Linked DNA regions of Homo sapiens: all the other regions are linked to region 1. Evidence: chromatin loops called from intact Hi-C (ENCODE). Cell type or tissue: B cell. All regions are shown on one strand.

Region 1 (8,000 bases):
GGAAGATTCATCTCTTCTCTCTCATTTATGCAGTCATTTGCTTATATTAATATGGACTCGTGGATATTTATTTATACTTTGGGCTATAATTCAGTATGTTGTTATTTTATTGCTCAAGTTGTTTCAGCCTTGGCTATTAGGAGCTCTTTCAGGCTGGTTCTTGTATCCCCTCGATATGCTCTCTTCCTTTTGTTTTTTGAGCACTTCTTACTTCCTGGTACTGTAAAATGCTCCAGTCCTACAATCACCCTTTTTTCCCAATGAATTGCCCACTCCCCTATGGAGTTTTAAAAAATCTAGGTTCATGGATTTTATGCTAGACCTACCCTGTCAATCCCCGGGGCAAGATCTAGGTACAGGCATTTTAACAAGTTCCCAAGTTGGTCACAGTGCGGCAGTGAGTTTGCTGGTGGCCCTTAGGAGTCACTGATTTATGCAGCTTGAACTGAAGGTAGACAAAAATAGGCCAAATGACAGAAATACTCTGGAGGTCAACATGAATGGCATTTACAGGCAGATGGGCCTCCGAGTTGGAGAAGATTGTAAGGGTCTTTTTTAGGCCATTTAAATTTTTTCATTTATCCGTTCATGGATTCAGACAGAATCAGGCAGCACTGAGTAAGTTCCAGGCCCATGACCTCACCACTGTGGAGATGCCAGACGAGGACAGAGAGGCACCCACAACTGAGTCAGCCCGCAGGCACACCTCATTTCTTCCAAGTGTCCCAGATGCAAGATTATCTGGTGTTAGCTTGAGTACAGAGAACACATAACTAGAAACGTCATTCTCTTCCTTTAGAGAAAGGCACTGGATGGTCTGTTTCCTTTTCAAGACTGAAAGAGCCAACGTGTACCCCCAGAAGCCAGTGCCGCTAGGCTGTGTACAGACAAGTATCCTATCCACAAGGAGAAAGGCAGAAACAGACCTGGGGATGGGTTAGTAGGGTTTCTCCACCACATCAGTACCTGTGTATTTCTTTCTAGTTATTTTCCCCTAGAACTTGACAATTTGGGAGCCACAGTACATTTGGTTGTCATATCTCCCCAGCCTCCTCTGTTCCGTGACTCTTTTTTAGTCTTCTGTTGTTTTTACGACCCTGAAAGTTTTGAGAAATGCTGGCCAGGTCTTCTGTGGAATGTCCCCCAAAATGGGTTTGTCTCACTTTTCTCATGATTAAACTGGCAGTTAAGGGGAAGAAAACCGTAGGGCTAAAGCTTTTTGGGAACTTTTTTTTCTTTTTTTTCTTTTTTTTTTTTTTGGCTCTGTCACCCAGGCTGGAGTGCAGTGGCCTGATCATATCTCACTGCAGCCTTGAACTCCTGGGCTCAAGCGGTCCTCCCACCTTAGCCTCCTGAGTAGCTGGCACTTCAGGCATGCACCACCGCCTAATTTTTTTTTTCTTCTCTGTAGAGGTAGGGGTCTTGTTATTTTGCCCAGGCTGGGTCTTGAACTGGCCTCAAGCGATCATCCTGCCTCAGCCTCCCAAAGTACTGGGATTGCAGGCATGAGCCACTGTGCCCAGATCTAAAACTCATTTAATACTCATAATTATATCTTATTCCTTTGCTGGGAATTCCAGTTGTGGCGGGTGACAATGGGTGGCATGACCTGTGCAGATACCTTGGGGGAGAGGGGTGAATCTAATACTTGTGTTGTGAATGAAACCAGATAATAATTTCTGTTTCCACATGTGGAAGCAAGCCACTGATGCTTTTCCATTCTCTCCCCAGCTTCTTCCTGGAGAAGAATATGTTTGTTTTCTTCTTGAACATCTTGCGGCAAAAGTCGGGCCGTTACGTGTGCGTTCAGCTGCTGCAGACCTTGAACATCCTCTTTGAGAACATCAGTCACGAGACCTCACTTTGTAAGGACATTCCTTGGTATTTGCCTCTGTGCTGCTGTGCATGTAGCAGGGTGAAGTTGGGCGTGGTTTTCTGTGTCTGCGCTTACTATTCGTCGGCTCAGGCTATCCTAACAAAATACCATAGACTGAGTGGGTTAAACAATAGAGATTTGTTTTCTCACTGTTCTGGAGCATTGAAGTCCAAGATTGGCCAGGCATGGTATCTCATCCCTGTAACCCCAGCACTTAGGAGGCCAAGGTGGGCAGATCACTTGAGCTCAGGAGTTTGAGAACAGCCTGGACAACAAGGTGAAACCCCGTCTCTACAAAAAACCACAAAAATTAGCTGGGTGTGGTGGTGTGCACATGTAGTCCCAGCTACTCAGGAGGCTGAGGCAGGAAGATTGTTTGTCAAGGAAGTCGAGGTTGCAGTGAGCCGTGATTGTGCCACTGCACTCCAGCCTGGGTGACAGAGCAAGACCTTGTCTCCAACAACAACAAAAAAAAAAGTTCAAGATCAAGTTGCCAGCAGGGTTGGTTTCTAGTGAGGGCTCTCTTCCTGGCTTGCAGACGGCCACCCTCTTGCTGTGCATGGCCTTTCATCTGTGTGTGAGTGGAGAGAAATTGAGAGAGTGCTAGCTGGTGTCTCTTCCTCCTTCTATGGGGACGCCAGTCCTATTGGATGAGAACCCCCACCCTTATGACCTCATTAACCTTAATTACCTCGCCAAAGGCCCTGTCTTCAAATACAGCCACAATGGGGGTTAGAGCTTCAATGTAGGAACCTGAGGGAGACATAGTTCAGTCCCTAAGCCTGTGTTTGTTTCTGTGTGGTGGGTACTATCAGAGGGTTCCCCTCTGCTGATGATGCTGGGGGTGTTTGCAGTTCTTCTTTATGACTTGCTATTAAAGAGTTGGGGTCGCTGAATCATCAGCCAATGGAATAAGCACTGGAAGAAGTAAGACAAGGAAGATCTCTGCCAGAGGGCAGGCAAGGGTGTGTGCATTGGTACCAACCCTCCTGCTTCAGTCCCTCCACCCAGCTAGTGAGTGTGTGACTCCGAACTTCTTACCTGCCCTCACTAAGCCTCAGTTTCGTCATCCGTAATAACCACCCCTGAGAGGCAGGTGCCATCAGTGCTTTCATTTTAACACCCAGGCGCCAGCTCTAGCAAAGCCAGAATAGAGAAGGGGTTTCATCCCAGGCGATTAGCTCAGTGGTCTTCAGTGAGGGGACATTTGGCATCATCTAAAAACATTCTTGGGGGTGCTGCTGACATCTAGTGGGTAGAGGGTAGGGGTGCTGCTAAGGACAGGCCCCCCACAACAGGGAATTACCCAGCCCAAATTGTCCCCAGTGCCGAGGCTGAGAAACCCTGGTTTGGTTCCTAATCCTCCACGCTAGACTGCTAGCTTTGTTATTCCAAGGTGACTTCACCAAGCCCGGGCCCTGCCCGCCAGAAGTGGGGGACAAGTGGCCAAATGTCTATATCAGAGGCAGGCTCTAAGTCCCCAGGACAGGTCTGAAAAAAGTCTGCAGTGGGCAGAAAGAGGTAGAGATGGTGGCATTCCTCTGGCCAAGAGGGAGAGGTGAAAGGGCTGCTGAGTGATGGCTCTCGCAGCCGCCGCTAGGTGGTGCTGCTGCCTCAGAGACGCCTTATGCTTCCCGGTGACCGCAAGTTGACAAATGTGGGCCGACTCCTGTCTCCCTAAATGGTTTCCCTTGTTACCAGCGCCTGTTTCACTGGATGTGAAATGACTGCGGTTTCTAAAAGCTCTGAGGGGAAGATCCAGCTCAGTGGCACAGGCCCTTGACTCAGACTGAACCAGGTCCCAGGCCCAGTTCTGCCCCACACTGGCTCCCTGCACGTGCCTGGACAGTGAAGGCTCCGAGCTGCTGTTTGTGCATCTGTCAAGAGGAGAGCACAGTGGCTGCAGCATAGAGTGGCTGGGCGTGAGCGTGAGAGCAGGTGTTCAGAGCGAGGCACAGGGTCTGGCAGATAGGACATGGCCATGGTGTCGGTTTTATCCTTTAAGGCAACATCACCCTCAGTGTCCCTGCCCTGGGAAGCCTCTCAAAGTCCAGCTAGGCACGGGGTGACTGGATTGAGATGGGGGTGGGGCGATCAAAACTTACGGCTTTTAGAGTGTTTCTCTGAATTATGTGGCTTTTAAAAATTGTATATATTTAATGTGTACAACTTGATTTAATATATACATATACACAAAAAAATGTGTACATTGTGAAATAATCACGGCAATCAAGTGAATTAACATATCCATCACCTCACTTTTGTGCGTGTGTGTGGGTGGGGGTTGTGTGTGCACCTTGGGTGATGAAAATATGCAGTAGATCTGTTAGCAGATTTCAAGTCTGTAACACAGTAGGATGACCTGTAGTCACTGTGCTGTACATGAGAGCTCCGGAACTTACTCATCGTGCGTCGTACCCTTTGATCAGCGTCTCCCCATTTCCCTCCTCCCCAGTCCCTGGTAACCACCCTTTGACTCTCTGCTTCTATGAATTTGACTGTCTTAGATTCTCCCTGTAATTGAGATCATGCAGTATGCGTGGCTTTTCTTGTCCTGGCACCGAAAAGGGTGCCCTGCTGTGGGAAACCCAGGCAGATGCCCCTGGCTTTATAGCCCCTTCACCACAGTGCTTTTATAAGCCCTGCAAAAAGGGTAGAAATCATTGCACGTTTACAGAACTTGGATTTGTAAGGGGTGAGGAGGATAGAAGACCTTTGCTTTTATTTTTGTTTTCTAATCACAGAAGAAAAAATGTCCTCATTGTTAAATAACGAAAAGCCAAATGTTAGAAAAATGTAAAGTCAAGTTTCTGCAGAATTCAACCCTAACGATCCATTGTGCACCAGCCATTCTGCTGTTTGCTTTTCTTTTTCCCACCTTCCCAGTGTATCCTAGATCTCATTGTCCCGTTCTGTAACCCTGCCTGGTTTGGTTTAGGAGTGGCAGCTTGTTGTGCTATAATCTATTTAACCTGACCACGGGCATTTAGGTGGTTTCCAGCTTTTCACTATTACAAGCTACCATTTCACAAATGCACCTGTTGCCTGTTGGGGTTAGTGACCTAAGTGACAGAGTCCCGAGAGACTGAGATTACGTACAGGCTCCCGGGTTTATTAGAAAAGGATACCACAGAAAGTCAGCCACACAGTGAGGGGGTAGTAGAAAAATCCCAGCCTGATAATAGAGGCACCTCCAACTGTCCTATGGTGGCCCCCCACCACCCACAGAGTCATCTCTTGGAGGCCCTGGAAAAGTCCCTGCTGGGGAGTGGAGGGAGCCTGTCGCTGTTCCAGCTCCAGGGTACAGCTGAGAGACTCACAGTTGCACATCTGAAGCTCCCAGTATGGTGTCTGTGCTGCTGGTGGTCTGGAAGCCACTAGCCAGTCACAGCAGGGCTCAGTAAGACACCCCAACAGCTCCTTATCCTGCCAGCCCATTACCCCTCCCTACTTCTCCCCCAGCAAGAGCCAGAATGACACAGAAAGAAAAAGAAGTGCTCTGGGTATCAGAATCACCTGGGTGACACGATACCCATGTTAGACTCCAGGTGGATAAATAAACTGTGGACTATTCAGAGAATGTACTACTATATAGCAAAAAAGAAAAGAAAAAGGAAAAGGAAAGAAGGAATGAACTACTACCATTGCATACACAGCAACCTGGAAAGCCCTCAGATGTGGTAATAAGCGAAAGAGGCCAGACATAGGAAGTGTGCGTACTGTCTGCTTCCATTAGATAAGGTTCATGGACAGGCAAAACGAGTCTGATGTGCTAGAAGCAGAATAAGGGTTGCATTGGGGTAGCGGGTACTGACTGGGCAGGGGCATGAGGAAGTCTTCTGGAGAGCTGGGAATGTCAGATTTGGGATCTGGATGGTGCTTACACCGTGTGTATATGTAAAAATTCATCATGCTGGGCACTTAGGGTTATGTATCTATGTGTTTTATACGTAGATATACCCGAGGCTGGGTACTTTATAAGGGAAAGAGGTTTCATTGACTTACAGCTCAGCACTGCTGGGGAGGCCTCAGGAAACTTACAATCATGGCAGAAGGTGAAGCAAACACATCCTTCTTCACATGGCAACAGCAAGGAGAAGAATGAGTGCTCAGCAAAGGGGGAAGCCCCTTACAAAACCATCACATCTCGTGAGAACTCACTATCACGAGAACAGGATGGGGGAAACCACCCCCATGATTCAATTATCTCCACCTGATCCCTCCCACAACACGTGGGGATTATGGGAACTACAATTCAAGATGAGACTTAGTTGGGGACATAGCCAAACCATATCATACATATATGTGTGTGTATATTTCCACATATGTCAAGCTGTCCACTTAGGATTTGTGATATACATAACCCCATCTTTAAAAACATTAAGATTCCTAAGATTCTGCCTTAGACCCATTGACTCCTTGCTTGGAGGGATCCCCAAGCACTGCCTCAGTAGTGTTATGAGCAGGCGATTTTGAAAACTGCTCTTCTAAGACTACAAACCGCACAGCCTGTCTGCCATGCCTGCTCAGAGTGCACAGTGGCTTTTCTGAATGCAGTGGCTTTCCCGGAGAACTGACTTCCAAGGAGGACCACGCCACAGGCCCACACTGTGGCTTCCATCACGATCCCGGGCTCCCAGATTCCTCTTTGTGGTGTTTTTGATGATTCCCAACAGACTGTTGAGTTTGACTTTGATCGACCTCAGTTAGGTACCTCGACGGCTCCAAATAACTTAATGGTTTATTTCCTCTTCACCCAAGAGCAACTGTTTTCAGTCCTGGAATATGGTAGAGATTTTCTTTGTTTGTTTTGTTTTTAGAGACAGGTCTCACCCTGTCGCCTAGGCTAGTCTCCAGTGATACGATCATGGCTCACTGCAGCCTTGAACTCCTGGCCTCAAGCTGGGACCACAGGTGCACACCATCACACCTGGCTAAAGCTGAGATTTTGAATCTCCGAATAATAGTAATAATAATAAGAAGAATGGCAGTTAACATTATCGAGTGCTTGCATTGCGGCCCATGCTGTCCATTCACACAGCCAGTGAATCAGTGACTACTACTACTGTCCTGAGTGCTTTCTGTGCATTTTCTCCATTAACTCTTACCACTACTTCATGAGGAAGTTTTGGCTTCATGAAACTGGGGCGTGGGGAGGGTCAGCAGTTTGCCCAAGGTCACAGCACAGCTAGGAAGTGGCAGGGGCGAGATGTGGACACAAGCAGGCCAGTCCAAGTCCACGATTAAACCCAGAGCTTCCCAAACACTAGCACGCATGGGGAGCCCTGCACACTTCTCACATGCAGAGTGCTGGGCCCACCCCTGGAGATTCTGACTCCGTGGCGCAGGGCCGGGGCCCAAGATCCTACAGGTCTGACAAGCTCCGGGGTTGCTGTGCTCCCCATCTGAGGACAAGACTCTGAGTAGCGAGGCTCCAAACCATGCCCCCAGCAGGTGTGAATCGTGTTCTGCCTTTAGCTGTCCTGGGGGCCGGGCAGGTGAGCTGGTGCAGCACTCACACAACATTCCAAAGGACAGGCGATGGGACAGCAGTGCCTGCCTTGCAGGGTGGCTGGTAAGAACACAGAGGGAAATATGCCTGGCAAGGGCCCAACACTGAGATATCAAACTGCAGGCCATAGGCTGCAGCTGGCTAGTAGACATGTTTTTGCCGGCCAGCACAGCTTTAAAAGCTAGTTGATTTCAGTGGCAAACATGTCAGGATCAGGAGATGCAGTGTTGGAATCTGGTTTTGCCTCTCTTCACTGTTGAAAGCCCTCACCATACTGGCCTGCATTTCTGCAGGGCCAGGCGCTGGGAGCTGGGGAATGGGGTTGCTCTTCAGTTGACCCCAGTGCCCTTGGGCCCTCATCACCCAGTTTTCATTGTTGGGCCCCCATAATGCATGACAAACTCTGACATCAGACCTAAGTTTGAATCCCTTCTCTGTGACTGTCTCTGTGCACGGGTAAGTTAACATCTCCGAGATGTTTTTGCTCATCTGCAAAATGGGAAGAATGAGCAGGATCATGTGATGGTTAATGGTCATGTAAAGCACTCAGCCTAGTGGCCGGCATGTAGTAGGGATTCAGCAGGAAGGGACCTTTATGCAATCATGTTGCTA
Region 2 (8,000 bases), 720 kb after region 1:
ACAAAAGGCATAACCAAATGAAAACCATTTACCAAAAGTTTACTAACAAAACAGCACTCCTGCCTCACCTGTGCCAGCCTACCTAAAACATTAGTGTTCCTTTCTAAACAAGTGGGAGTGAACACTATATTCCATAATTAAATGCTTTTTCTCACTTGATTCTTACTTCAAAGAAAGCAAACTATAAAATTAAAACATTGTAAAAATCCACTCAGAATTCCATTGGGCTAAATAAGGCCCCCCTTTCTTATGCAGGCTGCAGGCTTGGTCTATATGCTTACTTTTTTTTTTCTGAGACACAGTCTTGCTCTGTCGCCCAGGCTGGAATGCAGTGGTGCAATCTCAGCTCCCTGTAACCTCCGGCTGCTGGATTCAAGTGATTCTCCTGCCTCAGCCTCCTGAGTAGTTGGGACTACAGGCACGTGCCGCCACACTTGGCTAATTTTTTATTTTTAGTAGAGACAGGTTTTCACTATGTTGGCCAGGCTGGTCTCGAACTCCTGGCCTCAGGTGATCCGCCCACCTCGGCCTCCCAACATGCTGGGATTACAGGCATGAGCCACTGCACCTCGCCTATATCCTTACATATTTTTAAGAAGAGTTGTCATATATTTCATACTCTGTTCTTTTCCATTAACTGTATGAAAAGCACTGTTGAAGGATAAAAATTCCATTAAATGCCCAGCCATAATTTACTTAAACATTCATCTCCTGGTGGATGTAAACAATGCTATAATGATGAGCTCATGCTTCTTCGGAATTCCTATTCCATTACTTCTCCAAAGTAAAATTAACTGGGTCAAAAATGTGTTAACTGTTTTTGTTGATTTCTTGTAAATGTTGCCAAAATGCTTTCCAAAAGAGTTATGGCAATGTACTCATTCCATTAGATACATCTGACTGCAGTTTCCATTTTATTTTATCAACACAAGATTCTGTCACTTAAAACCACTGATTACTTTAATATGTTAAATGATACTTTGTTACTGTTTTAATTTACATTTATTAGGTTATAATTTCCCCACTTGTTTATTTACTCTCTCCTCTTAAAAGAAAAACCTGCTCACATCCTTTGTTCAGAATGGAATCGGTCTCAGCCATCTTCTAAACCATTTTAATTTCCGGGGAGGCTGGAGTATGAATGCCTGATTTAATCCTGGCCCCTCATTTGCAGCTTGAAACTCTGGGCAACTTGTCGAATCTTTCTATGTCTCAGTTTCCTCCTCAACACAAATAGCACTTTCTTTTTTTAACTAGAGTGCCTTCACTAAGCGTCGCAAGGACTCAGTCAGGTAATATGTATATCAAAAACTCTCCCAACATAGTAACTCCTCAGATTTGATTCTAATTATTACTTACAGTGCATATAACAGGTGACACAGAGACACTGGAAAATATATTAATGGTCCCCCTTTTTGTCTGCTTTCCCTGTTTTCACTGCACGTATTTCTAGTGGAATCTGTCCATTTTTCTCTCTTTATTTTTCCAACTGCTTCCACTTTGGAAAGTTTCCATCTCCCAGAGGAATCAGCAAATCCTATTTTTTGTTTTGATTTTTTTATATTTAACTCTTATCTATCTGTAGGGTTTTGGGGGAGGTGGGGGGTTAAATGTGAACAGTTTTCCTCACCCAAAACTGCTTACTACCCCATCTAAAGACTCTGTATTTGAGCCTTCTTTTCCCAAAAAATATTTTTAAAAATTTTGTTTACTCAAAAGCGCACATACAGTACCCATGGAATCACAATACCAGAATGTGGATATCTATTGGTCTTTCCTTTTAATTTCACAAATGAGATAAACCAGGGCTGGTGGAGAGATCTGCTTGGGATCCCAGGACCCACTGGCATTGCCTGGGGCAACTGTCCCATGGTATTCCACGGGGCCATCCTGGCAACCAGGTCAGTGCTCTCCCCACAGAACTGCACTCAGCCACCTACGAATCTAGTCAGGGCTAAACATCAACATCATGGAAGGAACACTCAGAATTCATGAGGAAAAGTTCAGTTTCAAAGAGGCTTTGCTCATGGCTTCAACCTGACAATTAAATTCAGCCAAGTCCTACCAAAGGTTAATGGAAAATGGGCAGACCCTCACACACCATATGGCTAAGCTGCAAATAAGAGTGAAAATGGGCATACAGCCCAAAGCGCTGCAGAAGAGGCCTGCTTACCTTGCCACAGTGAATGTGTCCATGGGCAGGTTCCGAGCTAGCTGGATGAAGATGTGATTGAGGGATGGACAGAAGCCGCACCACGGAGCGTAATAGAGCAGGAGAACGTCCTGTGGGAAAGGGAAGACAGATGTTACTTGCACCGGGAAATGGGCTCTTCTTCATTTCTTTCCTCATTGCTTAGAATCCAGCAAGCACCCGAAAAATGCTACCTATGCAAATATTACAGTGAAAATTTTCATCTTTAGGTCTTTCCAATACTGTGCTTTCTGGAGCACTTTTCTGAAATTTAAAAACCACATGTAATTCATTCACGGTCCATAATTGGGCCATCACGTGGTTACTCTTCTATACATCAAAAACAGCTGCTCACCCCAACAACTGTAGTTTGGAAATTATTTTAAGAGGGACAGATGGCTTAACTTTTGCCTCTCATGACTCCATACCTGTTTTTGAAGGACTACTTCCCAAAAGGTATCAGTTGTCACTTCAGTGATTAAATGCTGAGACGGGAACTGGGCAGAGCCACTTCCAATGAGATGCCTTTTCAAGGGACTATAGAGAACGCTGAAGTTTTGAATAAAAGACTCTAAAAATAAAGAGAAAATGAGATCAACTCTCCTCTAGATACAAAGAGAATAGCTGGCCTACTTTTAAACTCCACATTTTAAAAACTCAAATGACTTCATAGGCTCACATTTTTAACATTTCACCTATCAGCAAAACCCCAAACAAAGCTGCCCGGGTGGCATCAGGTTTAGCTCTGGTAGTATTAACTCAGCAGACAGTAATGTGGATAACAAAACACTATGCAATGTTAGATGCTCTAATATTCATAGACTATTCTTTTTTTAAAAGGACTGGTCCACAAATAGACACCAAGTGAGACTGTATAAATCATCAACAAGCCACCATCTTTTCAAGAAATTTCACCCTATAATACTAAGACCTTTAAGCTTAACCACAAATGTGACAACTGCACAAGCTACAGTAGTGTGGAATGTGTTTAAATGCTCATTAATTTGAGGACAAGGAGCTACAGTTTTTTGTTTCCTTTATTAAGGTTCTTTAAGTTTCTTTTTTTAAAGGTTAAGAAAAAATTATATGTAGTGGAAAAATACATAAAACCCATAATAATCAAAAACCTGATTTGAACCAACAGTTTTACCACAAATTCTGCCATCTTCAGAGTCCTTTGCTTCATCTGAAACAATACTAATTTGAATTTCACTTTTTTTTTTTTTTTTAAAGAGACAGGGTCTCACTCTGTTGCCCAGGCTGGAGTACAGTGCTGCAATCATAGCTCACTGTAGCCTTAAACTCCTGGGCTCAAGCGATCCTCCTACCTCAGCCTCCAGAGTAGCTGGGACTACAGGCGTCCACCATTGCACTCAGCTAAAGTTTCAGTTCTTTTTCTTTCTTCTAACTCCCTCCATTTTGAGGTGCAATGGGCAATGCAGCGTGCAGAATGGAAGAGGAAGTGAAGAATGTCATGTGAATACTAAAGAGAATTCATGATCAGCATCTGAGAAACACTTAGTTGGCTATGTTTTTGAAACATGAAACCAAGAATTATTTCCTAATCTGAATAAAGCCTAAATTCTGAAACTAGCCTAGAGACAGCTGATTTATGAGTTAAGTCTCTAAACCAACAATGACACACAGTAGGTGTTTTTTACAAGCTCCCTAAGAATTCTGTCACTAACTGCAGGACAAAGAACAGCTAGGCTAAACATTTCAGAGAAGATACAGAAGATGGAAAGAAATCTAAAGAAGGCTTCTTTCAATTACCCTTAAATTCAAAGTGAACACATTATGAGGTCATTAAACACTTGAGCATTACTGAATGGAATTCAGGAAAATCTAATACAGACTACCTCAAAAATACATGCTTGTAGGAACACTGACCCCATTTCTCTGGAGTCTCTTTCCCATTTAAAAAAAAAATGCTTGTTTCATTTTAAGAAAGCTCAACACATCAAAATGACTTTAGATAACATGAATTGGGAGTAATCTATAATATCGACAGATTTATGCCCTTCAAAAAGTGACTGGTCACAGGGTTCTTTTACACAGTGAGGAACTCTTGGATTTATAATATGTAACTTGATATAGAAAAATCAATATTTACATAAAGCCTTTTCACAAATGTGTCTAATGTAAGAAACAAGCTTCACCTAGATTTGAAAGAGGATGGCTAAAAAGACTCATATGTAGAAGCTCTGAGTCTACTGTTGAGTTCATACTTTAAAACTTGAAATGAAAGGTTTCCTTCCCTACCAAATTCCTCCTTTCTCCATTCGGCATACACTGACCCTCCCTCCCGTTTCCAATGAGGCTGAACTAACGTGGCTTTTGAATTCTCACTTCATTGTGTGTAGTCAAGGGCATCAGCAAATTCCTGGGAACAGGCCAGGGTGGGTCAGCCCAATGTTGCTGCCAAGTCCCAGGGGCAAGCTCTGGGTGCTTTCTCATCATGGAGCCTTACTCCTCAAAAAGTGGGTTTTGCTGGTTTGCGACTGACACTTATTTATTTGCACTTTACACTTGTTACAGTGTAGGTACCCCAGGTCCCAGCAATATTACTCAGTACATTATGAAACAGCAGCAGAACAAATTAGGTCTGGTGGCCTTGATCCTTAGACATTTAAGCCTATGAGACAAAAAGGGAGGCAAGGCGGCTCTACTTCCTTCTTCACTGCTCTCTTTTTTTGGAGACGGAGTCTTGCTCTGTCGCCCAGGCTGGAGTGCAGGGGCGCGATCTCTGCTCACTGCAAGCTCTGCCTCCCAGGTTCACGACATTCTCCTGCCTCAGCCTCCCGAGTAGCTGGGACTACAGGCGCCCGCCAACGCGCCCGGCTAATTTTTTTTTTTTTTGTATTTTTAGTAGAGACGGGGTTTCACCACATTAGCCAGGATAGTCTCGATCTCCTGACCTCGTGATCCACCCGCCTCGGCCTCCCAAAGTGCTGGGATTACAGGCGTGAGCCACTGCGCCCGGCCACTGCTTTCTCTTTAAGCTCCTTTAGAACAAAGCTGCTGTCAAGGCTCACTTTCATCAGCCCCTAGGACATCCCACCAGAATAGCTCTCCACCTCCCTGCCTGTTCTAGTCCCCAAGTCCCCACTGCCTGCAGCTGGTTCTACCTTAGACATGTGACAGAAATCGCCAATTTAGAAAGTGGGACTCTTACCCCCACCATGGGCTAAATGACAAACTTATCCAAAATTCAGAGTGAGGAAGTTTCTGTTCCATTTAATAGACAAAATTAGCTTCTTTGAAAATTATGACTGATGGTGGTCTAAAGACTTAAAATGAGCTACGAAGGTGACATCACCCCACAACTAAATGTAATGAGAGCCATCAATAAAATTTACCCATATGAAGTCAAGCAAAATGTACAATGCTTGGGGAAATAAACTGCCTGCAGTACCTAGGGTGAGCTTCATCAGTGCTTGCTTTGGATCCAAGATGTAATGAGATTCTTCTTTCACGTCAACAATTGCCGCAAATTCTTTCACCTGAGTGGAGCTCGGAGCACCCAGTCTCTCTGCATATAACCAAAACAAATTTGAATCCAAAAGGTAGATGTTGAGAGTCTTGTTGGTTCTGCAGCTCAGGCCTGTGAAGTTTGTGCTAGTCATGTCCACTTCTGGAAAGAGATACCTGTTCTCCTCAATGTGAGGAACGGAGCTTGGGGCATCAACCTCACATTTCTTCTCAAGGGAAGAAAATGCAACAGTAGGGGCTTCAAAGACACCTTGTTCAGAGTCGATGAAGCCTGACACACCCCTGCTTATGGTCCTGCAACATGCAGTGTAGTAGCTGAAGGGGCTATAGGAAGTTAAAAAATTGCTGCATTCTATGCTGTCTGATGCCACATGATAAAAGGTCTGCTCCTTGAGGTAGAAAGAATCCAGAGCTGCTGCCATTTCAAAAAAGCTGCACTGTGGCACGCTGACCGAGCTCGGCTTCATGCCCCCGGAGGTCTGGTTGACACAGAGTTCACAGACGTTGTGGGTCCTGGAGAAGGAGTGCCACTGGGGCAGCACCACAGTGTTGCAGCAGGGGGACGCTGTGATCGTTGGCGGGTCTGGCAGCTGTGCCGGCACTTCCAGGGCCAGGGACTCCAGCACTGGAGCATCCACCCGCCGCAGGTGCTGAAGGAGACGCTCCACCACCTGGTCCCCATGACAGTTGTTGTACTCCAAGGCCACTTCGGTGATCTGAAATACAGGGCAGAGTTGGTGAAGGGCTTGGGGATGACTGAGGGACTAGCACCCCGTTAGCCACGTTTCACTTTCTGTAATTTCAGTTATCCATGGTCAACTCCGGTTCAAAAATACTAAATGGAAAATTCCAGAAATAAACAAGTCGTAAGTTTTAAACTACATGTCGCTCTGAGTAGTGTGATGAAATTTTTGCCATTACAAAAACTGCGAGCCATCCCTTTGTCCAGCGTGTCCATGCTGTGGATGCTGCCAGCCTGTTACTTAGTAGCCAACGCAGTTATCAGATCAACTGTCTCAGTATCACAGTGCTTGTCTTCAAGTAACCCTTTATTTATTAGAAGGGCCCCCAAAGTGTAAGGATAGTGATGCTGGCAATTCAGATATGCCAAAGAGAAGCCAAAAATGCTTCCTTTAAGTGAAACGGCAAAAGTCTCAATAAGGAAAAAAAAAGAGGTAAGGATGTTAAGATCTTCGGTAAGAACGAATCTTCTACCCATGAAATTGTGAAGAAAAGTGAAATTCGTGTGTAGTATATACAGGGTTCAGTACCATCTGTGGTTTCAGGCATTCATTGGGGGTCTTGGAACGTATCACCAAGAATACGCAGCAGGGTAGATGAGAGTGCAGGGGGAGATGGTTACTATATTTTTAAAAATACAACCCCAGGCATGGCACTCCTGGGCCAAATGGTACGCTGCCCATGAGATAAAACCTCCACACAATCTGGCCCGTTTGGCTTTCCAGTCTCACCCTACCCTCTTCAGAACAGACCAGGCCCTCCTGCAATGCCACACCTTTACGGAGTCCTGGCTGGGGACACCGGCTCCTCCATCTGTTCCCAAGGCCCAGCACCAGGGCAGCTGCTTCAGGGAAGCTAGTCCTACTCCCACTCCAGGAAGAGCTAGTTTTTGCACCTCCAGTGTCCCTGAGACCCCTTCTACAGTCTCACAAGCTTCTGCTGAGACATCCCTCTTCCCCACAAACTTACAGAACCTCACAGGCAGAAGCCACATTGGATTTATCCTGCCATCCCCGGGGCCTAGCACAGGGCCAGGCACATAACAAATGCTCAGTAAACCCCTGATGAATGAGTGGCAGCTCAGGGTAATGCACACAATCCTCTGTCTTGGTGAGATTTGCCACTTTACCGTCAAGCCAGTATTGGCAATTTGAATTTATATTTTATTCTAAGATTCTTCCATTTCCAAAAAGAATATTTCGTTACCCACCTCCCATTCTGGTTTCCTGAGAAAGACATGTAAGTTATAATCCAAAGGCATTTACTCTCTAAAACAGAAGAGTCTGTCAACTTGAATCAAATCTCACCACAGTTAGTTACAGGGTGCTGTCACTCAGGATTTTGTTTCGCTGTGTGTGTGTGTGTGTCTGTGTGTCTGCATGTGTAAAACAATTCAATGAGTGTAATTTCCAATTTAAAAACACAAGTTTTATAAAAATAAAAATAAAAAAGTTTTATAACGTAATATTTATAGTTAATTCAAAACATACATATTTGTACACAAAAATAAATTGTTTCAATAGTTCTCGGCATAAAAAAAGTCACTTTATAACCCACCAGAAAACTACTGGGTCAA
Region 3 (8,000 bases), 850 kb after region 1:
GCCTGTCTCGGCCTCCCAAAGTGCTGGGATTACAGGCGTGAGCCACTGCGCCCGGGCCTAGAACTAGAATATCATATATCAAATCTAAGCAGTCAAATCTTGCCCAAGTCTTAGTGATTCAAATACCCTTTGGGGACCAGTTCCCTTTCAAGCACTTCACTGGTATTTTCTTTCAAGGTGTTATGAGTGCATATGTCAAGAATTTTTTGGCTGGGTGCGGTGGCTCACGCCTGTAATCCCAGCACTTTGGGAGGCCAAGGCAGGTGGATCATCTGAGGTCAGGAGTTCAAGACCAGCCTAGCTGACATGGTGAAACACTGTCTCTACTAAAAATACAAAAAATTAGCCAGGCTTGGTGGTGGGCGCCTGTAATCCCAGCTACCAGGGAGGCTGAGGTAGGAGAATCAGTGGAACCCGGAAAGCAGAGGTTGGCGGTGAGCTGAGATTGTACCACTGTACTCCAGCCTGGGCAACAGAGCGAGACTCCATCTGAAAAAAAAAAAAAAAAAGAATTTTTTAGTTGTAAGAGACTGTTAAGTAGTGAACCCTAATTAAACAAGGCTAAGGGGAAGAAAGGAAATTTATGAGCTCATAGAACTTAATTGTCCAGGTAAGGTTCGTGTCAGTATCATCAGAAACTCAGGCACTCTCTCTCCTTCTGTCAGTTCTGCTTTCCATTCTCAGGCAGACTCACCCCTTGCGGCAACGTAACTGCCAGCAGTTCCAGGCTTAGGTGGTCTTTTCTCAGCAACTCCCACAAAGCCTTGCTCTTACAAATACTTCCGTAAAACCTGGACCTGACTCTGGCCAGAACTGTGTCACACTGTTACGGGTGGAGGGTGTCCAGGTTCTTGACGTTTTGAAAAAAGAATTGGACGAAACGCACAAAGCAATGAAAGAAAAGCACAGATTTATTGAAACGAAAGTACACTCCACAGAGTAGGGAGCAGGTTAGAGGAAGTGACTCAACAATGCTGGTTACAGAATTTTCTGGGGTTTAAATACCCTTCAGAGGTTTCCCATTGGTATGCCCTATGTAAATGAAGAGGGTAAGTGAAGTTACAAAGTTATTTACTTGGCATACACCCCATGGAAATGAAGAGGATGTTTCCTGCCATAGCTGAAGTGAAGTTACAAAGTTATTTAGTTGGGCATAGAAAGTTGGGGTTTTGGCCTGGAGGTGGGAGAGCGGGGAGGGCTCATGCCTGTAATCCAAACACTTTCGGAGGCGGAGGTGGGCGGACCTTTGGCCAACATAGTGAAACTCCGTCTCTACTAAAAATACAAAAATTAGCCTAGCATGGTGGGGGGTGCCTGTAATCCCAGCTACTTGGGAGGCTGAGGCAGGAGAATTGCTTGAACCCGGGAGGCGGAAGTTGCAGTGAGCCAAGATCAGGCCACTGAACTCCATCTAGAAAAAAAAAAAGACAGTTAATTGGGGTTTTTCCCTTTTATTGAGTTCTAGGAAGTATGTATGTTTGTTTGTTTATTTATTAAAACAGAGTCTCACTTTGTTGCCCAGGCTGTAGTGCAGTGGTAGGATCTTGGCTCACTGCAACCTCTGCCTCCCAGGTTCAAGCGATTTTCCTGCCTCAGCCTCCCAAGTAGCTGGGATTACAGGTGCTCACCACCACACCAAGCTAATTTTTCTATTTTTAATAGAGATAGAATTTCACCATGTTGGCCAGGGTGGCCTCGAACTCCTGATCTCAGGTGATCCACCGGCCCCGGCATCCCAACGTGCTGGGATTACAGGTGTGAGCCACTGCACTCGGCCTAGTTCTAGGAAGTTTTTAGGTTCCCTGCCTCCAGACCCCATTCTCCTGCATCAACATAAGCATCCTGAATCAATCATCCAGGCAGGACGGGCAGGTTATACAGTTTTGTTGTAAACAGTTATGTTAAGGCCAGGCACGGTGGCTCACACCTGTAATCCCAGCACTTTGGGAGGCCAGGGTGGGCAGATCACTTGAGGCCAGGAGTTCGAGACCAACCTGGCCAACACGGTGTAACCCCATCTCTACCAAAAATACAAAAATTACCCAGGTGTAGTGGCATGCACCTGTAACCTCAGCTACACGGGAGGCTGAGGGAGGAGAATCACTTGAACCCAGGAGGCAGAGGTTGCAGTGAGCTGAGATTGGCCACTGCACTCCAGCCTGGGCAACACAGCCAGACTCTGGATCAAAAAAAAAAAAAAAAAAAAAAAAAAAAAAGAACAATGCTCCTTGATAGCTGCTGTTCTACAACACAGAGACTAAGGGGTATTGAAAGATGATCCTCAAAGATGTCCATGTGGTGGCCAGGCGCAGTGGCTCACTCCTGTAATCCCAGCACTTTGGGAGGCCAAGGCGGGTGGATCACGAGGTCAGGAGATCAAGACCATCCTAGCTAACAGGGTGAAACCCCATCTCTACTAAAAAATACAAAAAATTAGCCGGGTGTGGTGGTGGGTGCCTGTTGTCCCAGCTAGTCGGGAGGCTGAGGCAGGAGAACAGCGTGAACCCGGGAGGCGGAGTTTGCAGTGAGCGGAGATCACGTCACTGCACTCCAGCCTGGGCAACAGAGTGAGACTCCGTCTCAAAAAAAAAAAAAGAAGAAGAATCAAATTCAGGGCTGGGTGCAGTGGCTCATGCCTGTAATCCCAGTACTTTGGGAGGCCGAGGCAGACAGATCACCTGACGTCAGGAGTTCGAGACCAGCCTGGCCAACATGGTGAAACCCCATCTCTACTAAAAATATAAAAATCAGCCGGGCGTGGTGGCTGGCGCCTGTAATCCCAGCTACTTGGGAGGCTGAGGCAGGAGAAGTGCTTGAACCTGGGAGGCAGAGGTTGTAGTGAGCCGAGATTGTGCCATTGTGCTCCAGCCTGGGCGACAAGAGCAAGACACCATCTCACACACACACATACACACACACACCAAAAAGGTGAAGAATCTGGCTGGTCATGGTGGCTCACACCTGTAATCCCTGCACTGGGATTACGCCAAGGCAGGTGGATCACCTGAGGTCAGGAGTTCGAGACCAGCCTGGCCATCATGATAAAACCCCGTATCTACTAAAAATACAGAAGTTAGCCGGGCGTGGTGGCCCACACCTGTAATCCCAGCTACTTGGGAGGCTGAGGCAGGAGAATCACTTGAACCTAGGAGGCAGAGGTTGCATTGAGCCAAAATCACCGCACTGCACTCTGGCCTGGGTAACAGAGTGCGACTCCACCTCAAAAATATAAAAGAAGAAGAATCTAATTTGGTAGGTTTAGGGTGAGGCCTGAGGTTTTGCACTTCTTACAAATTGTTAGGCCCTGCCAGTGCTGCTGCTCCAGGAGCCACACTTTGAGAAGTGACGTTCCTCTAGAGAATGTCTAATTTGCCACCTTTAAACCCTATTCCTGCGGCCAGGTGCAGTGGCTCACACCTGTAATCCCAGCAGTTTGGGAGGCTGAGACTGGTGGATCACGAGGTCAGGAGATTGAGACCATCCTGGCTAACACGGTGAAACCCCGCCTCTATTAAAAAAAATACAAAAAAATCAGCTGGGCGTGGTGGTGAGCACCTGTAGTCCCAGCTACTCGGGAGGCTGAGGCAGGAGAATGGCGTGTACCCGGGAGGCGGAGCTTGCAGTGAGCCGAGATCGCGCCACTGCACCGCAGCCTGGGCGATAGAGGGAGACTCTTGTCTCAAAAACGACAACAAAAAAACCCTATTCCCTTTCTTATGGTTTCTGTATTTTCACCTATAAAAGAATAAGATAAACAGGGCGCGGTGACTAATGCTTGTAATCTCAGCACTTTAGGAGGCCGAGGCAGGTAGATTGCTTGAGGACAGGAGTTCAAGACCAGCCTGACCAACATGGTGAAACTCCGTCCCTACTAAAACTACAAAAATTAGCCGGGTGTAGTGGCAGGCACCTGTAATCCCAGCTACTCGGGAGGCTGAGGCAGGAGAATCACTTGAACCTGGGTGGCAGAGGTTGCATCGCGCCACTGCACTCCAGCCTCGGTGACAGAGCAAGACTCCATCTCAAAAAAAAAAAAAAAAGAATACGATATTGGGATTTTACAGTGCTTCCAAACAGAAAAACAGCAATGGTTAAATATGGCAGTTTAAAAATAGCCACATCCAGCCAGGCGTGGTGCCTCATGCCTGTAATCCCAGCACTTTGGGAGGCCGAGATGGGTGGATCACCTGAGGTCAGGAGTTTGAGACCAGCCTGGCCAACATGGCGAAATCCCATCTCTACTGAAAATAAAAAAATCAGTCGGGCGTTGTGGCATGTACCAGTAATCCAGCTACTCGGGGGCTGAGGCTGGAGGATCACTTGAACCTGGGAGACAGAGGTTGCAGTGAGCCGAGATCGTGGCACTGCACTCCAGCCTGGGCAACAGAGTGAGACTCTGTCTCAAAAAAAAAAAAAAAAAAAAAAAAAAAGTCACGTCCTTTCTTCATCAAAACAATTCTCGTTTTGAGGGTGGCGGGGGGCGTGGCGGGGGGGTGGGTGTTGTGAGTTTCAGAGGGCTATGATAGACCACTAGTGACAACTTGTGGCTAGTTCTTATCATTACAATCACATTTTGCGTTCCCTTTCAAATGTAACACAATTACAAAAATCAACATTGGGTATTCTGTTTCATTTACATAGTTTTGTGAAACTAAAATGTGTTTAACTTTTCATTTTGAGATGATTATAGATTCATCAGAGGGTCCCAAGAAATGTATAGGGAAGTTCCACGGACCCTTCTCTCAGCCTCCCCCAATGTTAACGTATTAAATATCAAAACCAAGAAAGTGACATTGGTACAGTCTATAGATGTAATGCAGTTTTCACAGTTATACCTGCTCTCCTTTGTGACAAAAACACTTTGACATATCAAGGAAGATGTATCAGGCCAACAAGAATCTCTTTCTTTGGTGGTTAAATAATATTAAATTCAACAACCAACTAGAAATTCTTAGTTTTGTAATAAAGCAAAATGAATCTCAGCATTCTACAACTTACAGTTTTGTTGAAACAAATCTTGTTGCCCAGGCTAGAGTGGTGCCATCATGACTCACTGCAGCCTCGACCTCCCAGCTCACAGCTCGAATGATCCTCCCACCTCAGCCTCCTGGGTGGATGGAACTACAGGGACACAACGCAACACCCAATTTTTTTTTTTTTTTTGAGACAGCGTCTCACTCTGTCACCCAGGCTGGAGTCTGGAGTGCAGTGGCGTGATCACGGCTCGCTGCAATCTCTGCCTCCCAGGTTCAAGCAGTTCTCCTGCTTCAGCCTCCTGAGTATCTGGGACTACAGACATGCCACACCTGGCTAATTTTTTTTTTGTATTTTTAGTAGAGACAGGGTTTTGTCATGTTGGCCAGGCTGGTCTCAAACCCCTGACTTCAGGAGATCCACCGGCCTTGGCCTCCTAAAGTGCTGGGATTACAAGCGTGAGCCACCACACCCAGCCCCCAACTGATTTCTTGTACTTTTTTTTGTAGAGATGAGGTTTTGCCAGGCAGGTCTCGAACTCCTGACCTCAAGTGATCTAGCCACCATGGACTCCCAAAATGCTGGGATTACTGGTGTGAGTGACCACATGAGGCCTCTAGCTTTGTGTGTGTGTGTGTGTGTGTCTGTGTGTGTGTGTGTGAGAGAGAGAGAGTTTCACTCTTGTTGCTCAGGGTGGAGTGCAATGGTGCAATCTCGGCTCACCACAACTTCCGCCTTCCAGATTCAAGCAATTCTCCTGCCTCAGTCTCCCAAGTAGCTGGGATTACAGGCATGTGCTGCCACGCCCAGCTAATTTTGTATTTTTAGTAGAAATGGGGTTTCTCAATGTTGGTCAGGCTGGTCTTGAACTACTGACCTCAGGTGATCCATCTGCTTCGGCCCTCCAGAGTGCTGGGATTACAGGCATGAGCCGCTGCATCCAGCCATTTTCTTCTTTTTTTTTTTTTTTGAGACGAAGTCTCGTTCTTGTCATCCAGGCTGGAGTGCAATGGTGCGACCTTGGCTCATTGCAACCTCTGCCTCCCAGGTTCAAGTGATTCTCCTGCCTCAGCCTCCCGAATAGCTGGGATTACAGGCTCCTGCCACCACGCCCAGCTAATTTTAGTATTTTTAGTAGAGACGGGGTTTCGTCATGTTGGCCAGACTGGTCTCAAAGCCCTGACCTCAGGCGATCCACTCGCCTCAGCCTCCCAAAGTGTTGGGATTACAGGCGTGAGCCACCGTGCCCGGCCTAGCTTTCTTCTTTTGCTCAGGATTACTTTGGATATTTGGGCTCACTTTGGTTCCACATGAATTTTAGGATTTTTTTTTCTATCTCTGAAAATGTCATTGGTATTTTGATAGGGATTGAAATGAATCTGTAGATCACTTTGGACAGCGTGGTCACTGAAGGGAAAAACACCACGACAACAATGACACAGAAGACTTCTGTAACCAAATGTGTAGGGATTTCTCCCCACACACCAAGCAACCAATCAATTCTACATCAGACATCTGCTGGGTGTCCTCCGACTTTTTTTTTTTTTTTTGGTTGGGGGGACACAGAGTCTCTGTAGCCCAGGCTGGAGTGCCATGGTGTGATCTCGGCTCACTGCAACATCCGCCTCCCGGGTTGAAGTGATTCTCCTGCCTCAGCCTCCTGAATAGCTGGGATTACAGGTGCCTGCTACCATGCCCGGGTAATTGTTGTATTTTTAGTAGAGACAGGGTTTCACCATGTTGTCCAGGCTGGTCTTGAACTTCTGACCTCACGTGATCCACCCTCCTTGGCCTCCCAAAGTTCTGGGATTACAGGCATGAGCCACTGCACCCGGCATTTTTTTTTTTCCTTTTAAACAAGGTCTAGCTCTGTTGCACAGGCTGGAGTGCAGTGGCTCAATCTCAACCTCTCAGACTCAAAGTGATCCACCCACCTCAGCTTTCCAAGTAGCTGGACCACAGGCAAGTGCTATCATGCCTGGCTGTTTTTGTTTGTTTTGTTTTGTTTTTCTTTTTTTGAGACGGAGTCTTGTTCTGTCACCCAGGCTGGAGTGCAATGGCGCGGTCTAGGTTCACTGCAGCCTCCACATCCCAGGTTCAAGCTATTTTCTTGCCTCTGCCTTCTGAGTAGCTGGGACTACAGGGACACACCGCCATGCTTTGATAATTTTTGTATTTTTAGTAGAGACAGGGTTTCACCATGTTGGCCAGGCTGGTCTGAAACTCCTGAGCGCAAGTGATCTGCCCGCCTCGGCCTCCCAAAGTGCTGGATTACAGGCGTGAGCCACAGCACCTGGCCTGTTTTTGTATTTTTTATAGAGACAGGCTTTTGCCATGTTAACCAGGCTAGTCTCGAACTCCTGAACTCAAGCAATCTACCTGCCTTGGCCTCCCAAAGTGCTGGGATTACAGGCATGAGGCACCACGCCCAGCCTCAATTCTGACAGTATCTACCTCACTGATACAGCATCAGGCCCCACAACTGAGGGCTCACTCCCACCAAGCAGCCCTCTCCCTTCCCACCAGTCACAAATCTGAGCCTCCAGAACTTCTGACTTGTTTCAACTTGGTGTTCCCACAACCCTCTCTTTGGGTTCATTTAATTGCTAATGCAGCTTAGAGAACCCAGGGAAACACATTTACTGGTTTATTATAAAGGATGTTACCGGGCAAGAGATGACGGCTCACGCCTGTAATCCCAGCACTTTGGGAGGCAAAGGCAGGCAGATTACCTGAGGTCAGGAGTTTGAGACCAGCCTGGACAACAAGGCAAAACCTTGTCTCTACTACAAATCCAAACATTAGCCTGGTGTGGGGGCTCACACCTGTAATCCCAGCTACTCAGGAGGCTGAGGCAAGAGAATCCCTTGAACCCAAGAGGCAGAGCCTGAAGTAAGCTGAGATTGCACCACTGCACTCCAGCCTGGGCTACAGAGTGAGACTCTGTCTCAAAAAACAAAACAAAACAAAACAAAAAAACGACACACACACACACACACACACACACACACAAGGATGGCATCGGC
Region 4 (8,000 bases), 130 kb after region 1:
TTTTTTGGTATTTTTAGTAGAGAGAGGGTTTCTTGCCTTGTTGGCCAGGCTCGTCTTGAACTCCTGACCTCAAGTAATCCACCCACCTCAGCCTCCCAAAGTGCTGGGATTACAGGCATGAGCCACGGTGCCCAGCCTATTTTAATTTTTTGAGATGAGGTCTCACTACGTTGCCCAGGCTAGTCTTAAACTTCTGGGCTCAAGCACCCCGCCCACCTTGGCCTCCCAAGGTGTTGGGATTACAGGCGTGAGCCACCAAGCCTAGCCAGGATTTTGCCTTTAAAGCGCCTAATCTCCTTTCTCCATAAAGACGTGAGGTAAGCAGTTTTCCCTCCTGTGTTTATATCTCCCCCAACTCACACCATGAGCTGCTTCTATTAAAAGACACAGGAGATGGATAACTGGTGTTGAAAATGATATCACTTATTTCAAAGGGTAAAAGGGAAGTTGTGTGTGGCTTTCAGTAAAAGCTCACAGGCCTATTCAGTATCGGCCACTTGATGAAGAAGCCTTACTTTGTGGTGGATGCCCCCGGGTCTGGCCCCAGTGGCGCCTGAGAGGCAGCAGGTAGAGGCAAGAGCATGCTCTGAAGGCTGTGATTCACCTCGTAGGGCGGGTGGGGCTGTGTGCCCTGGCAGCCTTCTGCACCTACTGAGTCTCAGGCCTCCCCCACCTCTGCAGGGCTGTCCTGAGGGGCTGGCACTGCACAGGGAAGGGCGCTGGCTCGGAGATGGGTAGAGTTAGTGGGTAAATGGGTACTCCGCAGAGTCTGACCGCCAGCATTCAAGCTACCTCTGCTGCTTGCCAACCAGGTGACCTCAGCACATGGCTTAACCTGAGCCTCAGGTTTCCTTCATCTGAAAAATGAGGAAAATTGTCAGGAAAGCTTTGAGCACGATGCCTGAAACACAGCAGGCCTCTGATAGGTGTAAGCTCAAGTTCCATGACTCAGGCTGCAGATGATCTGCTAGGCTTTCTGGTAACCCACGGGTAGCTGAACTTGATGCCTGAGCTCCCCCTCGTAAGTTACCCCACTTTTCTTTGCAGGAAAGGTGTGCTTAAGTAACAGGTACTCAGCAGGGGTGTTCTGACACCCTGGGACTGCCATGGGTTTGCTTCCTCAGAAGGCTTCCCCGTCGGCTGCCCTCTCTCACTGTAGGGTCTGCTTGGACTCAGTGTGCAGAAGCCCTCCATTATCGACAGAAAACAAGCTCCTTAAAAACACACTTAGGCCAAGCACAGTGGCTCACGCCTGTAATTTATCCAGCACTTTGGGAGGCAGGTGGACAGATCACTTGAGGTCAGGAGTTCGAGACCAGCCTGGGCAACATGGCAAAACTCCATCTCTACAAAAACGAAAAACTAGCCACGTGTGGTGGTATGCACCTGTAGTCCAAGCTGCTTGGGAAGCTGAGGTGGGAGGATCGCTTGAGCCCAGCAGGTCAAGACTGAAGTGAGCCAAGATCACACCACTGCACTCCAGTCTGGGCGATAGAGTAAGACCTGTCTCAAAAAACAAACAAAAACAAACACACACACACACACACACACACACACACACACACACACATGCCAGGTGTGGTGGTGGGAGCCTGTAGTCCCAGCTACTTGGGAGGCTGAGGCGGGAGGATCACAGCCTCCCGGGAGGTTCCCGTGAGCCAAGATCATACCACTGCACTCCAGCCTGGCTCTGTCTCAAAAACAAAAACACACACAAACACAAAAAAGCCCATGCTTAAACCAATCCCTGGCTTGCAGGCATTTCCAGCATTTCCTTGAACGTTTTTGCAAATACAGATTTGAACATAACTGATTTCAGTTCCTGTCCCCAAAACTTTTGGTTCCTTCCTTCCTTTTGTTCGTGGCACAATGGTGAGAGTAGGTGCTCTGGAGTCAGAATCTATCAGGGTTTGAGGACTGGGTCTGTCGTCTATGAGCTGTATGACTTCGGCCGAGCTTCTGAAACTCTGTGGGCCTCGGTTTCCTCTTCTATAAAACACGGTGGTCGTGACAATTAAATATACTAACAAGCGTTTGATCCATAATAGAATCCCCAATGCATGGTGACTGTCGTTATCCTCATCATCATGACTGTCCCCAGTCTAGTGGGAGACAGGCCAGGAGGCAGGAAGCTCCCCCTACCCCAGTGTCGAGGCCCCCATGGAGCAGGGAGGAGCTGGGATGAGGAGCATCCTTACCTGGGCAATCTGTCCAGACCCATCTCAGGGATCTCCTCCTCCTGTACCCCCCACCACCTCCACTTCCCTGCTGGCTCCTACAGCCTTTGCACCCCCTTCTCATGGTGCTTTTGGGGCATCACATGGTGTGCACCCTCATCTCTTATGAATTCAGCTAGACCTGCTCAGCACAGCAGAGTGAGAGAGAGAAGGGCAGTAGGCTTCACTGGAGTGGCCCTTCCCTGCCATCCCTCACAGTGAGCCTGGGCCCTGGAGTTGGGACATTTGGAGAACAAAGCCACTTTTCCTCAGCCAGTGCGGTTACCGTGGCCATACTCGTCCCAGTGAGTATGAGTCTAGGACTCAAAAAGTGCTTCAAGGCCTCCTAAACCCTAGCTGACACTTCCTGTGGCACTCAGGCAAAGGAACAAACAGGCTTCCAGTGTACAGGCCGGGAGCATGCCCTGCTGGACACTTCAGTGATTCTGCCCGGACTCAAGGGTTGGAAGGTGGGCAGTGACTGGTCACCTTTCTCTTCATATCTATACCGCCTGGCACTGAGGAGTCACCAAATGAATCTGTCTTAAAGCAAAGTGGGCGTATTTTTGAAGAAGTAAATATCAGCCAGGCGCCGAGGGTGGGCAGATGCACCCTGGGCACAGCACAGGTGGAAGAGGGCAGGGCGTGTACAAGACTGAGCAAGAGGAGGTAGAAGGCGAGCCAGGATATGAGGGTGTGGCAGTGCAGAGAAGGGGCCCTGCTGAAGGACAGGAAAGTGGGCTGGGAGCAGCTCCAGGAAGCCCACTTCCATGGCACAGTTAGCAGGGATGAGGTAGCAAGAATGGAGGCGGCAGCTGGTGAAACATGCCTCTCTCATTCACCCCAGGTGAGAGGACAGTGACCCAAGCCACGGTGCGTTCAGGGATGGGGCAGGCTTGGTTAGAAGGGAGGACCCACAGGCTTCCTAGCCTGTTGGGGTGGAGGGGTGACGAGGGTCTTTGGACGACAGGCAGGTCCTATCATGTGCTTGTAGAAGCCATGGTGGTTAATTTCTGCCTTCTTTTGTAACTGTGGCATTAGGAAGCAGGACTGACCCCATTCCTCTAAATCATGCCCTGGTCTCAACCTTTCCTCCAGAGTACTTCCTCTTTTGTACAGGGCCCCTTCCCAGCCTGTGGCTGTCCTAATGAACCACCTTGCTGTGTCACCTTCAGGTGACCAAAGATGAAGGCTCCAGGGGCTCAAAGGGGAAACTGAAGGGTAACATGAGTCAGGGGTTCCAGAGGCTTGACTCAGAAGCTCTGCGCCTGTCCTGGGCAGGCCGAGCCTGATAAGTTTCCAGCCCTAAGGTGTGATTGCAGTAAACCTTCTGGAAGCCAGAGCCGGCTTCATCTACAGATGTGAGGTTTGTGGGAGGAGGCAGAAGTGCTCTTGTGGCTTAACGGGCCCTCTTGGCTCCAGCTGCTCAGAGGAGGGGCAGCTGAGAGCCACACAAGGCCTTGCCTCTGAAGTTTGAAGCATTTACAGGCACCACCTCCCCCCCTACAACTTTTTCCAGGCCACATCAGGCAAGCTCCTTTCTTAAGAACTGACCTTGTGTGTCTCTTTTTGCATCTGAGTTCTTTAGAAAAATCTCTCCCTTTTTTCCTGTGGGGCCCTGCATGCCTGCCTTGGCCCCACTGCCCGAATATGCCTTCTCTCATTTCCCTCCTGCCTCTGCCGTGTAGTTTCTAATGTAGCTCAAATGTGAAAAATTAGGTTTGCATGGTTGCCATGAATTTTACGTGAATCACATTTAAATCAATAAAGCCTGTAGAATGAATCAAGTTATCGTTATTATGAGGTAGCAGGGGGCTATTTAAAGGGGCTGTGGGCCTTTAAGCACATAATGGAAAAAGTTTCCTACTACTGGATGATCCCCGATAAAGCACTTAACCTTTTGCAGCTCTGGGCTCCCTCAGTACCTGTGATGCGTTTGAAGTTTCTACTTTCTTCTTAGCAGGTGTGATCAAGCAGAACTAGAATGAAAGTCACATTTTCCATGACTTGTTTCTTATTTGAACAGTTGCTAATCTTTTTTTTTCTTTTTTTTTTTAAGTGGGTAGTCTTTTAAATGACATTCTGTTTCAAATGTGTGAGCTTGGGATCTTTGATGTAAATAGCAGGAAAAAGTGGGCGGTAATGTTATGGAACGTGGAAAGCCTGCCTTTTCTAGGTCGTGCTTTTAGAGCAAGAACCAGAGAGAAGAAAGAAAGGAAAGAGAAGATGAAAAAGAAAAAAGGCTGTGCAGGGGTCACGGCTGGAAAGGCCCTCATAGCAGCCTGGCACATCATGTTCTGACTCTGGGTGCAGGGCTCCCCCCACCTCCCCATTTTCACCTTGATCAGTCCTGACATTCTCTCCACGGGCCAGCTCTGGTCTGTGTGTTGGGAATGACCACTCCAGGAACAGAGTCCAGGCAGTCAGCATAGCTGAGGGTTTGCCACAGTGCTCTGGACAGTTGAGTAAGACAGGAGCTACAGCCGGGCACGATGGCTCACGCCTGTAATCCCAACACTTTGGGAGGCCGAGGCAGGCAGATCACCTGAGATCAGGAGTTCGAAACCAGCCTGGCCAACATGGTAAAACCCCATCTCTACTAAAAATACAAAAATTAGCTGGGCGTGGTGGCAGGCTCCTGTAATCCCAGCTACCTGGGAGCCTGAGGCAAGAGAATCACTTGAACCCAGGAGGCAGAGGTTGCTATGAGCCGAGATCGTACCGCTGCACTCCACCCTGGGTGACATAGCAAAACTCTGTCTCAAAAAGAAAAAAAAAAAAAAAAAAAAGGGAGCTAGAAGCGTAGCTGTAGCGTAAGATTGGCACCAAAGGAGACCTTCACTTTGGAAGTTAATGGACTCAAACTCCTGGGTTCAAGCAGTCTTCCCACTTCAGCCTCCCAAGTAGCTAGGACTGCAGGTGCACACCATCACACCCAGCCATTACCTTTTAATTACACAAATACTGTGCAAATACCTTGTCTTTGTAAGAAAACAAAACTAAGGCCAGATACCATGGCTCACGCATGTAATCCCAGTTACTTTGGGAGGCTGAGGCGAGGGTTGTGGGGGATCACTTGAGCCCAGGAGTTGGAGACCAGACTGGGCAACATAGCAAGACCCCATCTCTAAAAAAAAAAAATTTTATGTAGCTGGGTGTTGTGGTATTCATCTATAGTCCCAGCTGCTCAGGAGGCTGAGGTGGGAGGATCATTTGAGTCCGGGAAGTCAAGCCTATAGTGAGCTGTGATGGCATCACCGCACTCCATCCTGGGTGACAGAGTGAGACCCTGTCTCAAAAAGTAAAATAAAATAAAAACTAAGTAATGTCCACCCTCCTCATCCCACTTCCCTGGATAACCACAGTCACAGTGGGTATGTTTTCTTCCAGACCTGTGTCCCAAGAAGCACACAGAGACCCACGGGAGGAATACAGACCATTGAAAGTTTTCTAAATTTATTTCCTGATTATAAAAGTATTATCTATTCACTGTAGAAAATTAAGAGAAACAAGCATTTAAAAAACACTTGTAACCATACCATACCCCAAAGATAACCACATGAGTTCATTTTACAAAAATGAGGTCACCCTGTGCACGCTGTTCGATAACCTTAATTTTTCACTCCAGGCCTTATGGGGGTGCCTTGTCCCTGCATCACCAAGCTGTGTGTCTCATCAAGACTTTTCCAGAGGTGGTGCCTGAGGCAATTCTTGGTTGGCAAATGTAGGAATATTTTGTCCATGTACGTAATCATGTCTTCTATGAAAGATGATGCTGATTTTGCGTTGATGTAAATGAAATTTTCCTTATAAATTTCAATACAAAGGGAGGGACATAATCTAAAGAAAACATCACATAAACGGTACAGGTGGTACAACTAGGAAAAAATCCTTAGGATGGTCAGGAAATGACTAAAGTTTAGGAACCACCATTTTAACAGCATTTTTAAAAAACTGACTGTATAACATGCCACCATGAGGGCCTGCCAAGATTTAGTTTCCCAGTATCTGTGAATTTTTCCCTTTTTAAGTCCTCCCCACCCCAAGTTTGAACTTCCCTGTAGCTGAATCTCTACACCCAACCATGAGAACGGCGGTAACCTAAAATTCTAGAACAGGTTAAAGGACATGCCCAGCTGAAAGACTTCTTTGCCAATTGCCAAGTTGCCCTCCAGGAAGGCTGTCCCAGTGTGAGCAGCTGGGTGAGTAACCAGGGGCTGTTTTCCTGATGAAAATTCACAACTGTGAGTAAATGCCTCACATCCCTTACCAATTTTCTTATCTGAAAGATTTAATCAGCTCCCTCGCCCTTGACAGGTTTCTTTCTCTGTGTTTTGGGGGCCTCTGTAAGTGCCTTTTAATATTTCCATTGTGTGTGTTAATCTTTCATTAGAATTTGATGCATCAGAAATATTTTTAAAAAGCTTAGTTCAATTAATTTCCTTCCCTGCCCTATTATTTTACTTCCTTCTTTACCTGAATCATTAATGGCAAGGAGCACCGACACAGAACTGAGTTCAGGGCTGTTCTAATTAACTCCCGGGGATGTTATGAGCAATCCATCAGTCCTGGGGTTGCATTACAGCCTCCGTATTTACTGGTGTTTTTTCAGTGAGCTTTCCCTGTGTGTGAAAAATCCAGCAGCTTTTTGGCCCCATTGGTTTACGTCTGTTTTATGAATGGCCTGAAACGTCTTGCCCCAGTGTCTGAGAGTGTGATGAGGAAAAGGATTTTGTGCTTTGCTTTGTTTTTCAATTATCCATGGGCTGTGAGTTCCTTGCATTATAATAGCAGGAGCACAAACCTATGATCAGACTCCACCAACTTCAGTGTTGGCTCAGGGTATGACCTTGGGCAGGTTTGTCTCCTCAGCTGGCCCACGGGCGACAGGTGTAGGGAGGTCTGCCTCCCACAAGTGATGCCACAAGGCCAAGTGGTATGTAGACTTGGCTGTGTGGTAGAATCACTTGGAGAGCTTTAAGGCGCCCGGTGCCCAGGTCACACCCCACACCAATTAAATCAGACTGTCTGGGGGCAGGAGCCAGCATCTGTTTTCAGTGATCCCAGGTGATCCTACATGCAGTAGAGTTTGGGAGCCACCGCTCTAGGGATTAACCGAGGCCTCTGCAGCACGCACTAGCATGGTGGCAAACAATGAGTTCTCAGTGCCCACCCCTCAACAGAAAAGCCAGAAGATGGAGACACAGAAGTCAGATCCTGCTCAGCCCCATCTCCAAGGAACGGCCATGTGAGCCTGTGTACTGAGAATGCGTGCCTGTGCACGCCGAGGATGCAGAAAGGGACAGGGGACCAAGTGGCAGGTAGCCTTTTCTTCTAAACTGCTACCAGGTATTTGCATCCCAGCCTGTTTAGTGTTGCTGCTGAGTCCCCTCCACCTTCAAGAACTGTCAGCCTCTTCAGTAAGGAGACGTGGGGTCCCAGCTGTGGCTTCCTAAGAGCTGAGCGTGAGGGCGTTAGTGTGGCCATCCATAATGGTATTTGGGATCTGACAAGTCTCCAAACCACTTGTCCATAGACCCTCCAGGGCCCTGCACCCTGAGAACCAGCCTGGTGGGGCTGGAGTCCTAAAATCTGCACTTTGTCCCAGTACCGGGTGCCCCAGGCTGCCAATGGGCCTCCCTTCGAGGAACCCTGGATCTCTCCCAAGACGCTGTGTGTGAGCTTCAGCCTTTCCAGTTGCCTGCACATTCTCGCCCAAGTGCTGTGTGTGGGAGTAACTTTTCAACTCCTTCGTTCAAGAGCCTTTCCCACCCCTCCACTGGG

The links. A loop is a pair of places that touch in the nucleus more often than their neighbours do. Peaks named below come from ENCODE experiments on the same cell type or tissue, not always from the same donor. Only the 100,000 strongest peaks of a DNase experiment are listed, where the experiment ranks them.
Region 2: a loop joins it to region 1, with 4 times the contacts of the local background. A loop is called at or near these places in 2 of 110 quality-filtered maps.
Region 3: it touches region 1 in a loop (7-fold over the local background); 7 of 110 quality-filtered maps call a loop at or near these places.
Region 4: a loop joins it to region 1, with 5 times the contacts of the local background. A loop is called at or near these places in 24 of 110 quality-filtered maps.

The regions. Positions count from the first base shown.
Region 1 is chr16:10,960,724-10,968,723 of GRCh38, forward strand. It overlaps CLEC16A (C-type lectin domain containing 16A), which reads left to right. Exons shown (of 24, transcript NM_015226.3): 3 at 1,732-1,865. Among named protein-coding and RNA genes, the nearest start is that of CLEC16A, 20 kb to the left of the region's middle. RefSeq lists an enhancer at 4,794-4,873. In B cell, CTCF peaks have their summits at 3,501 (motif pointing right) and 3,706; DNase peaks (open chromatin) are centred at 3,488, 4,328, 4,958, 6,028 and 1 weaker place; H3K27ac peaks cover 909 bases.
Region 2 is chr16:11,685,684-11,693,683 of GRCh38, forward strand. It overlaps TXNDC11 (thioredoxin domain containing 11), which reads right to left. Exons shown (of 12, transcript NM_015914.7): 8 at 5,607-6,399; 9 at 2,620-2,762; 10 at 2,174-2,283. Among named protein-coding and RNA genes, the nearest start is that of SNN, 21 kb to the left of the region's middle. In B cell, no CTCF peak of the experiment used is centred here; DNase peaks (open chromatin) are centred at 3,628 and 4,538; H3K4me3 peaks cover 1,466 bases; H3K27ac peaks cover 4,530 bases.
Region 3 is chr16:11,809,354-11,817,353 of GRCh38, forward strand. No RefSeq gene overlaps it. Among named protein-coding and RNA genes, the nearest start is that of BCAR4, 15 kb to the right of the region's middle. In B cell, a CTCF peak has its summit at 4,563; DNase peaks (open chromatin) are centred at 828 and 4,528; H3K4me3 peaks cover 1,112 bases; H3K27ac peaks cover 1,269 bases.
Region 4 is chr16:11,090,833-11,098,832 of GRCh38, forward strand. All of the region lies in intron 19 of CLEC16A (C-type lectin domain containing 16A), which reads left to right. Among named protein-coding and RNA genes, the nearest start is that of CLEC16A, 150 kb to the left of the region's middle. RefSeq lists enhancers at 580-669, 4,041-4,090. In B cell, no CTCF peak of the experiment used is centred here; DNase peaks (open chromatin) are centred at 2,830, 3,589 and 4,148; H3K27ac peaks cover 1,312 bases.